Linked DNA regions of Homo sapiens: region 2 is linked to region 1. The links are chromatin loops, found by intact Hi-C in ENCODE. Cell type or tissue: heart left ventricle. All regions are shown on one strand. Each heading gives the region's core, and the rest is flanking DNA. Links, peaks and the distances in the headings are about the cores only. Region 1 has its middle 340 kb from the start of LINC00693. Region 2 overlaps RBMS3 (RNA binding motif single stranded interacting protein 3).

What was found. Hi-C counts contacts between places; a loop is a spot of excess contacts. Peaks named below come from ENCODE experiments on the same cell type or tissue, not always from the same donor. Only the 100,000 strongest peaks of a DNase experiment are listed, where the experiment ranks them.
Region 2: it touches region 1 in a loop (3-fold over the local background); 46 of 110 quality-filtered maps call a loop at or near these places.

Annotation. Positions count from the first base shown.
Region 1 is chr3:28,914,519-28,919,913 of GRCh38, reverse strand. No RefSeq gene overlaps it. Among named protein-coding and RNA genes, the nearest start is that of LINC00693, 340 kb to the right of the region's middle. In heart left ventricle, for the core only: a CTCF peak has its summit at 3,091; a DNase peak (open chromatin) is centred at 2,983; H3K4me3 peaks cover 1,170 bases; H3K27ac peaks cover 1,369 bases.
Region 2 is chr3:29,772,889-29,778,283 of GRCh38, reverse strand. All of the region lies in intron 6 of RBMS3 (RNA binding motif single stranded interacting protein 3), which reads right to left. Among named protein-coding and RNA genes, the nearest start is that of RBMS3-AS2, 130 kb to the right of the region's middle. In heart left ventricle, for the core only: no CTCF peak of the experiment used is centred there; no DNase peak of the experiment used is centred there.

The DNA of each region.
Region 1 (5,395 bases), core at 76-5,075:
TAAGACCTCAGTTTTGCATTTAGAAGACAAGTAGTTATTTAATCACTACCTTCTCACTGGTGAACTTCAGGACTCACCAAAAACCAGTTACTACCTCTGAAGGCAGGACACAAACTGTTCTGCTCACCGCCCCCCATATTACATTTTCAAATCTTGCTTATGACTTTTTGAATAATGAGAAAAAGATACAGGAGTACTTTTCACCAATTTTACAAAGGTTCACTCGCTGCCTCTGGACTCTAAGAAAAAGGCTTATTTTCTTGGCTCTTTGTTGGAGTGCTATAAGCTAAAAATCTGTGGGCATCAAATATAAATGAATATTTGAATATATTATTCATATAAGGATATAATATAGTATTTCATTATTTTCTAGATGTTAAGATAATCTCCACATAAAAGCACATTTCTAAGTACTGAACCTGCTGAGGTAATTTAAGACAGTAATTAGAAGTTAGGTAAACTTAGTAGCACATTTGAACCATGACTATAACTGTAACTTTTCCCATCTACCAACTGGGTTCCCTTAAGTCAGGAAATCTAGTTGCACAAAGAAGACCAAGTAGGATTCAAGTGCCAAGAGTTGCCTTTGGATCAATCACAAAGTTGAGATGATAAATTTGAACTTCTCATCCAATTTCCCCATTATGAAATTTACAGACTATTTCTTCTTTATATTCCAAACACTTTGCTACCCAACTGTAGTCCCCATCTGGCTATAGCATTTTCCATATCGGTCCTGATTTTCTGGTTGATGATTCTACTACGGAAATTGTTTTTGAGCAAAATGTTACAAAAAACAATTTCAGCTGCTGAAGAAATTGATTCTAAAATATCTTGTTTTGATTTTTCAACCTTAAAAATCTAGAAAAATAAAAACTTCATTTTGAGTATCTAAGAAAATTTTAGATCATTAACATTTTAAACTCACAGTTGGGAAGGATTTAGTTCAAAATGCAACGTAATTTTTTTTTTTTTTAGAGGTGGAGGTGAAACAGAAGAATGACATTTATACCTGATGTTTAATGTTAATGGCTGATTATAGTCCCAACTTACTGCACAATTTCTATCATCCCACAAAGCTACTGCCATTGAAGGGATGTGAATATTTGCTAACACTGCCAACTCAAGTATACATATTCTAATAATCTTCTAAAATACTTTTACAAGAGGTACCTAAGAAAAAGACCTTATTACATTCTACTTGAGACAATTGAAAACTTCAAATATAGTGGAACCAGTTGGTAGAAAAAACTCTCAAAAAAAATGAGGCCCTATCTGGACATGAAAAGAGAAGTGGAAAATTGAGGCAATTACCCAGGTCTTTCAAGATAAGAGAAGCCTTTAGCAAGCCACTGAAGCAAATACTTTCTTTTTCTTTTCTATTTTCTGTCCTGAAAGATATATATAATTGTTTAAAGTTCTTATTTCATCAAACTTGCACTAAAACAAATTTAAACATCTGACATTTCAAATACATTTCAATTGCAATCTGAGTTTGTCAACTTTAGGAATGTGGAATGAGAGTAGAAGGTTCTGATCTCCCTTACTTCCCGGTAATTGCAATACTTAAGAAGCTCTAGGGTTGGAAGGCACATGGAGGCAGCTTTTAGGAGCAAGAGATCTTGCTAAATGCCTGGGGCTCTATCTCTGGGAGATTTAGGTGACAAGCATGGGCTTTTGAGTTAGGCCTACGCTCCAAGTCATTTCTCTGTTTCTAAAATAATGTCTTACTTTCTGGTTCTGCATGTCTTCATCAGGCAAATGGTACCTTACAAGCTATTTGTTAGTGATGAGTAATTACAACATAACATAAGCAAAGCCCTTAATACACTCAGAGATAGCATGGGCTTGGTAAAGGGAGCTGATGGTCTGAGTTAGTTTGGGACTAGCCCTGGTTACACTTCATGGCTATATATGCATAAATAAGTACATTTGCACAGTCCTAAAGTGAAAATGCATCAGCTTTCAGAACCAACCAACGCTTGTAAGCCCCCCGACTTTTATGTTAGCAGAACTCAATCCCTTTCATTTACAGCATATTCAATGCAGCTACACCTAACATAAAATATAACTTTATCTGCTGCAAACATTTTGAAAGGATGTTTAATTTTCCTTGTTAACATGTAAACTTAAATTTAGTTATGATTTGATTTCTCGGCAATTATCAGTATCATCTTGTGATCTGAGCAAATGCGATTCTATAATTGTTTTCAAAATGTGAACAATGTTTATTGTGACTAATAATTTCTGAAGATTAACATAACAAACATATTAATTTTGGCTAAGACCATTTCTCTGAGTCACAAAAAAGGTAATCAATGATCATTTGTCAGACTTCTGTTTAAACTCCAGCTCTAGCACTCTGAGCTGTGTGACCTGCATAAATTACTTGGCCCCTCTGAGCCTTCTTTAAAATAGGCATATATCATCACCATCTCTCCCTCCTTCAGCCATGTGTTGTGATGCATACATGAGAGAATATGTGTGTAGGTACCCTGTTAATGTGTGAGTATATTAGTATTTGAATGAACACGTGGAGCAAAAACAATAATAGCACCCTCAAAGTCAAATTGAGATTCTTGTTCCGTTTTTCTCACACCCTCTGTAATAAGTACTAACACGCAGTATCCTGCGTTGGCAGAGGAGGGTATAATAAGACCCCACATCTACCCATACTAATAAGTAAAGTAGCAGATCGAAGGCCCTCCGGGATTTAAGTCCTGCCTTGAAGATGCAGAACAGGGAGGTCAATGCCACCTATAGCGAGAATTTCTTTCCTCTGCAAAGGTGAAAGTCTCCAGATACAGGGGCTCTTCCCAGATCATAAGTCACCCTCCAGTAGCCATTTACGCTGTAGGAGGAAGGGCCCCACAAGTAGCCTGCTCAGGCTCCCTGGAAACTTCTGTGGCTTTCATCAGAGTTCCGAAAGTGAAACGAGGCCAGACATCCTTCCAGGGCCAAAATAGTTCGGAAACAAAAATACGCTGTGCGGCAAGCCCACCGAAGCCAAGGCAGCTGAATAAGCACCCAGCTCACAGCACAGGAAACCAGGCTGCCCTGTAAATAAAATTAGCCTAATGAGACTCTGTCGCCATCCCATGTCTGAACTGAAAAGTGATTTCTGCCAAGCCCTATATCCAAGCAGATAATCGTCTCTCTGAACATGCATGGGACTTCTAGCTAAAGACATTTCAGTTGAAATTCAGAGTACTCATGTACTAAAGTATTTTTTTTATAATTATTCTCCCTAGAATTCTAGGATAGAGAGGACTTTTCCCATTCTATGATTTTAGAAGTTATTTATTTACGCCAAACTCCATTTTAATTGAGGAATAGTATGATTGTGCATATACTTGAAGGAGAAAAGCAGGGAGAGAGATGGAGAGGAAAAAGAGAGAAGTTTTCATTGTCTAAAGTATTTTTTATGGTTCCCAAACTAATAAAGAACTAAGGATTTAGATACCAAAGCTGGCCCCTTTCCAATAGGGCATCCAATGAGAGTTGCTCTCAAAGGATTTATCCACGAGGAAAGCAAATTCACTCATATAAACAAAACAGGATTAAAAAATTGTTCCAGGAACGTCACAGCTCTGTCTCAATAAGCTTGGCTGTGTATTTAGAGACTTGGTTGGATTAACATATCCCACTATGTGACGTCGCTGCCTCCTATGGTCTGTGCGGTGAACGAAAGTGAGGCAATCAGCAGCAGGTAAAGATACTGTATGTGCTCCTTGTTGCTGAAATCAATGACTAATCCTGCATGGACAGGATGAATACAAAGTCAGGGAATCTGCTCTCACTGCAGAATGCCTTTTATAATATTTGCATTGAAAAAGTTTTAATAATACACTCAGCTATGGTAGTCAATGTCCTATAGAAATACAACAGATAAGCTGGTTGACCCCCTAACGTTCGATTAATTCATCCCTGCTCCATGTATCCCTCTGAATGTGTTCTTATGTCTCTTTGTGTTTCAGTGAGCTGGCAGTCTTCCTTTTCTTTGGTTACTCTCCATGGGAACTAGGTCAGGGATCTACCCACTGTGGACTCCAATGAATGGTCCCAGTTGATTGATTGTTTTAAGTGAGACTTGGAGACATTTTAAGAACACTGTAAGGATGATGGTTTGGGACATGGCACAGTTTAGCCTCAACTAAGTAGAACATTAAAAAAAAAAAAAACCACTTAACTTTTGGAAGCAGTCCTAAATGTTTAGGACTAAAACTTGTTAATAGGATGGGTAGAAGAAATGATTACAGAAATTTATTTTTTGTTTTCCTTTTTTGTTTTGTTTTGTTTTTTATGTGTAGCTGGTAGGGGAAAAAAGAAAAGTATAAAAGGGAATTTTCAAGGTATCTGATTCTGGGTTGGAAAAGGGAAAAAGTGGAATGGAATGGCAGATTCTTGTATATTCAAAATAAATCTTTCTACTCTCTAGTAATATGAGGTACAGTGCTATAAAGCTTTTGCTCTGAATCACTATGGATAAATAACTTAAATTCTCTAAAGCTTTGATAACATGAGAGTGTTATCTATATGAGAGGATTTTTGTAAAGATTAAATGAGATAAAGCACATGAAGTGATCATAAGTCTGTCCCACAAAGGGTAGGTGTTAATAAATGTAGCTGAAATTATAGTATTAATGCAGATTGTAAACTTGCCCATTGCCTACACACCTAGGCTGTAAAAATTTGCATTTACAGTCTGCATAATACCTAAAATGAGAATATAAAAGTCTTACTCTAGTTATTTAAAAGCATATTAAACTGTACAAATTTGAAGTTTCATTCATCGCTAAAGCTAATTCTAAGGAAAGTCAAAAGAAAGAAACTTCTGAAGAATGACAGCAGTGCAAAGCAACAATCATAAATAGAGATAGAGCATGATAACATATATATGTCATGGTTAATGTCAATTTCAGCTAAGATTTGTCAAAGAATAGCAAGCCAAATACATTTAGACTTCCCTAAATAGTTTTGTTTACTATCTTCACCCAGACATCTTATAATATAAGAAGGGTGATTTTAAGATATTAAAAGTTTGCCTTTGGAGTTAAAAAGTAAAGACAAACAGAACCTATAAGCTCATAACACCTTAGGCTTAGAAGTCATTAGATTGCCTAATTCAACTCAATATTACCACCATGTAAAAATACCTACCTAGAGCATTGTCAGTTACACACCTGAATATTCAAAATCACAGGTGTTCATTGCCTCCTAAGGCTTTCTACTCTAATTTCACACAGTTCTAATAGTTAAAAAGTTCTTCATGCTGAATTGAATTCCCCATTCTTGTAACAATTTCTATTACCTGTTGGAACAATACAAAATTATTCTCTTTTCTACATAAAAGCCTTTTAAATATAGAAAGATTATTATCAGGGTGTCCCTAAAA
Region 2 (5,395 bases), core at 222-5,221, 860 kb before region 1:
ACAAAAAGACACATATGCAGAAAGCAGGAAATGTTTAAACCCTGAAATTAAAAAATGAAATTCAAAGAAAGAAATTTTCTTCTCTGCAGAAGCCAAAAGAATATAGAGTGTAAAATAATTCTGTTGGATCCAGGACTAATACATTTCTGTGCCAAACTTAACTGAGGTAGCAAGAGATTGCAAATGTAAATAAAACAGCCTGATGGAAATTTTCTGAATGAACAGGAGGCAAAGGTCAAGGGGAGATATCAGTGCTATTGATAAAGGACTTCACTAAGCCATCAGAGAAAAAGAGTATAAGTATTTATTTGAACGACACTTCAAATCAATGTAAAGGTTAATGAATCCATTCTCCTGGTGGCACAGGCCACTACAACCCCAATGTACTACAAGGACAGGACCTGAAGGAAACTTTGGGAAAAGAGAAACCTCTGAGAAGACAAAAACTGTGATTTCAAATGATTTTAATTAGAAAAAAAAATCTAATTGTTGTTGTAGAATTGTAACAACCAACAGGATGTTTGGTATTCCAACGCATTTATTTTATATTCCTTTTGTGTTTAATGTCCATAGGTCAATACTCTTTAAAAAAATTAATCTGGAGAAAGTAGCAATAGAAAGCAGGAAGCAGAATGGAAAGATAATTTAATCTTTATAAAAATGAAAAGGGTTCTTGTGCTTTTAAACATTGTCTTCCATTTGAAAGAAGGTTTTTGAGGTTTAAGTGTTTTAAAATGTACCAAAAAAAGTATTATGTCATATATTTCTATGTGGAATCATCATAGTTGATGGTTTCTGCATTCACTTTATAAGCATTTACTAATAAAACGCATTAAGAGAGAATTAAGGCAATATTAGGAAATCACACTAGAATAATATGCTCGACTATTTTAAATTCAATTTAGTGTGTCTATATCAAACATCGTATGTTCAAATGGTAGGTATTGGAGGAGATAAAAGAATAACAAAGGCATAATTCTGCCATCCAGTGGGATAAGATAAGCATACAACAGTTGTTAAATGAGGCTACATGTCACAAATAGACACCCAGTATAGGAGAAAAGCATTTAATGCCGTACAGTGAGAGTTAAGGAAAGGGAAGTTGGAAATCAGGAAAATCTGCATGAAAAGTATTGTAGTTGAACAGAATTTCTTTGGGAAATAAGAGTGGAATGAGGGGAATGCAGGCCCTGGGAACTAGAGGTGCAATGATATGCTGGGAAAACTTTACAAGAAGTTTGGGATCATACAAATTTGTGTATGACTACATTAACACAGCTGCCATGGTCCCATAATAAATGGGACCACTGTTTATGAATCTGAGAATTACCAGAGCAAATTCAAGGTAAATATTTCTTTGATGCTATACTCTTTCCAATTATCTCAGAAAACTGTCAACCTCTAACATGGACATGTATAATTTAATGGATACCATTCTAGAATGAGCTGTACATAAGGCTCAAAATGGAAGGGTAGTCCTTACCTAGTTGCAAAGGATGTGTACCTTATATACCCCATGTACCAGATAATGCTCATCAATGATGTCATTCAGAGACGTCAACTATTAAATTATACTTCTAGCCTAGAAGGTGGATGTTGATGAAATAATTCTCATGAGGCTAACAGATGCCACTAATAATGCTACTAATACTATCTACCATTTCTTGCCAGAATTCTTTGTGGGGCTATAGAAAATCTCTCAGTTAATTCTAGAAACACTTGTAAAGGAGATATTGTTAACATCAAATGGGACAATTAGGTTTTTTTTACTATACTTTAAGTTTTAGGGTACATGTACACAACATGCAGGCTTGTTACATATGTATACATGTACCATGTTGGAGGGATAGCATTAGGAGATATACCTAATGTTAAATGACGAGTTAATGGGTGCGGAACAATTAGGTTCTATGAGGAACCTGGCAAGACGCTAAATAACTTGTTCAAGTTAAAACGTAAAAAAGAGACAGCAGCATAAGTCAAACCAAAGTCCATCTGATTCCAAAGGCAAAGGTGGTATTCTCTGTAGCATATGTTCTTCCAGAAATTAAATTCATAAAGGGCAAAGGGGATCCTGGCCGTGAGGATCTCATAGAAAGCATATCATAAGCTGGACGAATGGCGCTCTTTTCTTTAACATCATATAGGTGTAGCAAAGATGTAAAATGCTTGTCTTTGGGATGCAAGAAATGAAGGGGCTGTTAAATGATGTAAGCAAATATTGAGTTGCGTCCTTTAAAAATAAATTATATGAGAATTTTATCTTAAATTATTTTATCTATTACATGGATTCATTCAGATAAAATTACAACTAGTTACAAAAGATGACTAGAGAATTACTTTCCTTAGAGATCATTCAAATTAGGTAAAGATGCAATAAGCTTAATGAAATCATGATTATGTGACTCTACAATAGGAGACTTTACTATTTCTGAAATTTTTTTAAGATTTTATGTGAACACTAATAATATACAGTGTTCAATTAGTTGCATGCTAGTGTTTAAATATATTATTATCATTTTTATTATTATCATGTACTACAACTAGCAAACCTGGAAGGTCGTACGTACTTAAGATATGTCCCACATGGTGAATAGCACTCACACTGGTGAAGTCCAGATGTAAGATGAACATTATCTGAAATTAGCAGCGACTAAAAGAAGCAACACAGAATAGTTCTTATGATGATAACACAGCTCCCATGTGGCATCTGTGGTTAGCTTTCTGGCTCTTAGATATTAGTCTTAAACTCTCCCTAAATTGTGGGCAGACTCATTCGCATGCTACTCACAAATTCACATAATTCCATTCCCACAATTGCAGCATGCCACACACGCTGCTTAAATACATTGTCTTAATACAACATTCACATATTCTGTCAAACAATATGCTATTTGCTAATGAAAATGAGAATGCAAATGTTCAGAAGACTAACCATTGCCTCTGCATTTAAAAAAATAAAACAAAACACTCACTATAGATTAGGCGCCTGAATGCTTGTTTACCAAAAAAAAAAAATAAATAAAAAATAAAAAAATAAAAAAAAACTGGTAGAACTCATTTAATTGAAATTTATTTTTTAATTGCTCCATTAAAACTAGCTTCCTAGAACATACGTAGGTTCTCAAAATAAGACCAAAAAAAGTGAGAGCGTATTTTAAACTTCGCCTTTATCTTGGTTATCTTTCTTCATCTTTTCTAAGATGAAGGGCTTGAATTTGACTCTATATCGGCTGTTTTCTATGTTTGTTTTTTGTTTTTGTCTCAGGGCCTCTTTACACTCTGAAAAATTATTGAAGATCCCCCAAAACTTGTTTAGACACGTTATATTTATTGACACCATTAAAACATAAAATAAAAAAATTTAGATGTTTATTTATTTTAAAATAATAATAGTCCTGTTACATATTGACATAAATCATACACTTTTATTTAAAAACACTATTTTCAAAAACAGAATAAAAAAGAGAAGAGTGGCTTTGTAATTTCTGGCTTAATAAAAGACAGCTGGATTCTAACATTTGCTTCCATATTCCAGCTTTTGCCACATCTCAAATCATGTAGCCCCTGGAAAACTCCACTTTACATTCATGAGAGAATCAGAGTGAAAAAGGCAAATAATGAATTCGTATTATGATAAAAATATTTTTGACCTTGTAGACCACCAGAAAGGATCTTAGGAACCTCCAGCGGTCTCTGTAACACCCTTTGTATCAAGCTCACTATACCATCTTAAAATGATTATGTGTAAAAACATATTAGTTTCAATATTTTTCTTCAGTGCTTTTGTACACTTTGCTAAGATTTTTTTATTTTAAAACCCCTTTGTCTTATATATGGATACAATTTTCATTCTTTTGAATGGACCTTTATTAAGACATATTGTGATTAGCTCAGTGATAATCGGCCGGTGATTGCTCACTCACAGGAGACCTGATCACGGTTTTATCTGCTGTTACACACACTTTATCAACATTTAAATGGTGTATCCCTTTTATAAAGAAGCCAGCTACCTATAAACAAGTGCTGCCTTACTTAGAGTGTCTAGTATGTCTATTTCCAGTGAAGTGAGGGAATTTGAGGAATTTTATATTCACTTTTGAAACCTCCCTCAATCTATCCTGAGGGATTCAGTTAACTTGAGTACATTTTACAGATGAGACTGTAAAACTCAAAACATTAATGAAAATAATAGATCATAGAATAACAAATTTAGTGTCTGTATGAATATAATACCTTAGTTTGGGTTCACCAGAAACAGACTTTGAAACAAGGTTGCTTGTGAACATGAATTCTTAGGAAGTATTTTCAGGGAAAGCCAGTAAGGGACTTGGGAATTGGGACCAGGAAGTGAAGGAGTCAAGCAAGGATGTGGTGTTAGACAGCCCCACAAACTGTAACTGTTTGAATCCTTCAGGAAAGCTATAGAGATAGTATACATCATACACAGGGTATTCTCATCAGAAGCAGAAGAACTGGGATATTGATACTCCAACAGCTGTCAATCACTGTTTATGGATGGCCCCGAATGGGGATGTAAATTCCCAAGTACTTCTGACTCTCACTGCTCACAGGCAAAACAGGCTGCTGCAGCCTAAGGGCAGTCTACCTAATGAAAGAGATGCAGGTGCTGGTTGATGGCCACGGGCAAACACTCCGGGAGCACTAACATTTGCTCTAATAACAAACAGCTGGAAATCAACTTAAATTCTTGAGTTCTTTTTCTTTAGGGCATCTCAGCGGGTCAACTAGTGCAACTGTTTGATATAAACCTCTGGTCCAAAATGTGTCTCACACTCAGTTCAATAGAAAATGGTTATGTTTTCATATGTACAGCCTCCCAATCTTGCTATAGGAATAATATGGAATGTGTAATAACTTTGGCTAAGAAACACATTTTTGAAAATGCACTTAATTTTTAAAATTATTTTATCATAAGCATTATCTATCTTTCTAAATATATAATAAGTATGCATATTCACCACCTCTAAATTTTTAATGTGTGTCTCAAAACTAAGCTTTCAGATGAAAGATTTAGGGCATTTAGAGCTTTAGGACAATCCCCGTTTCATGGGACAATGAGTAGGGGTGTGAGCATGGTCTATGCTTGAGATATAATCATCTAAAACTTAAAGTTGATTATAACCTCGAGGAGCTCCATTCTGTTTTTCTAGGCCCTAATAACTTTTCAAGAATAGGAATTATTGAAAGCAAGTATTAAGGTTGAGACCCAAGAGATACACATTTACATGAATTTAGATTAGCAATTAGGATTATTTTCCTGGCATACTTATGGTGTCAGATAGTTTAAGTTCATATTTTATTTCTTTGAATAAAAAACAATGTGCTCTAAGATATAAGGACTTCCCAAAGCTTCTTGTTTCAGATGCTGAAC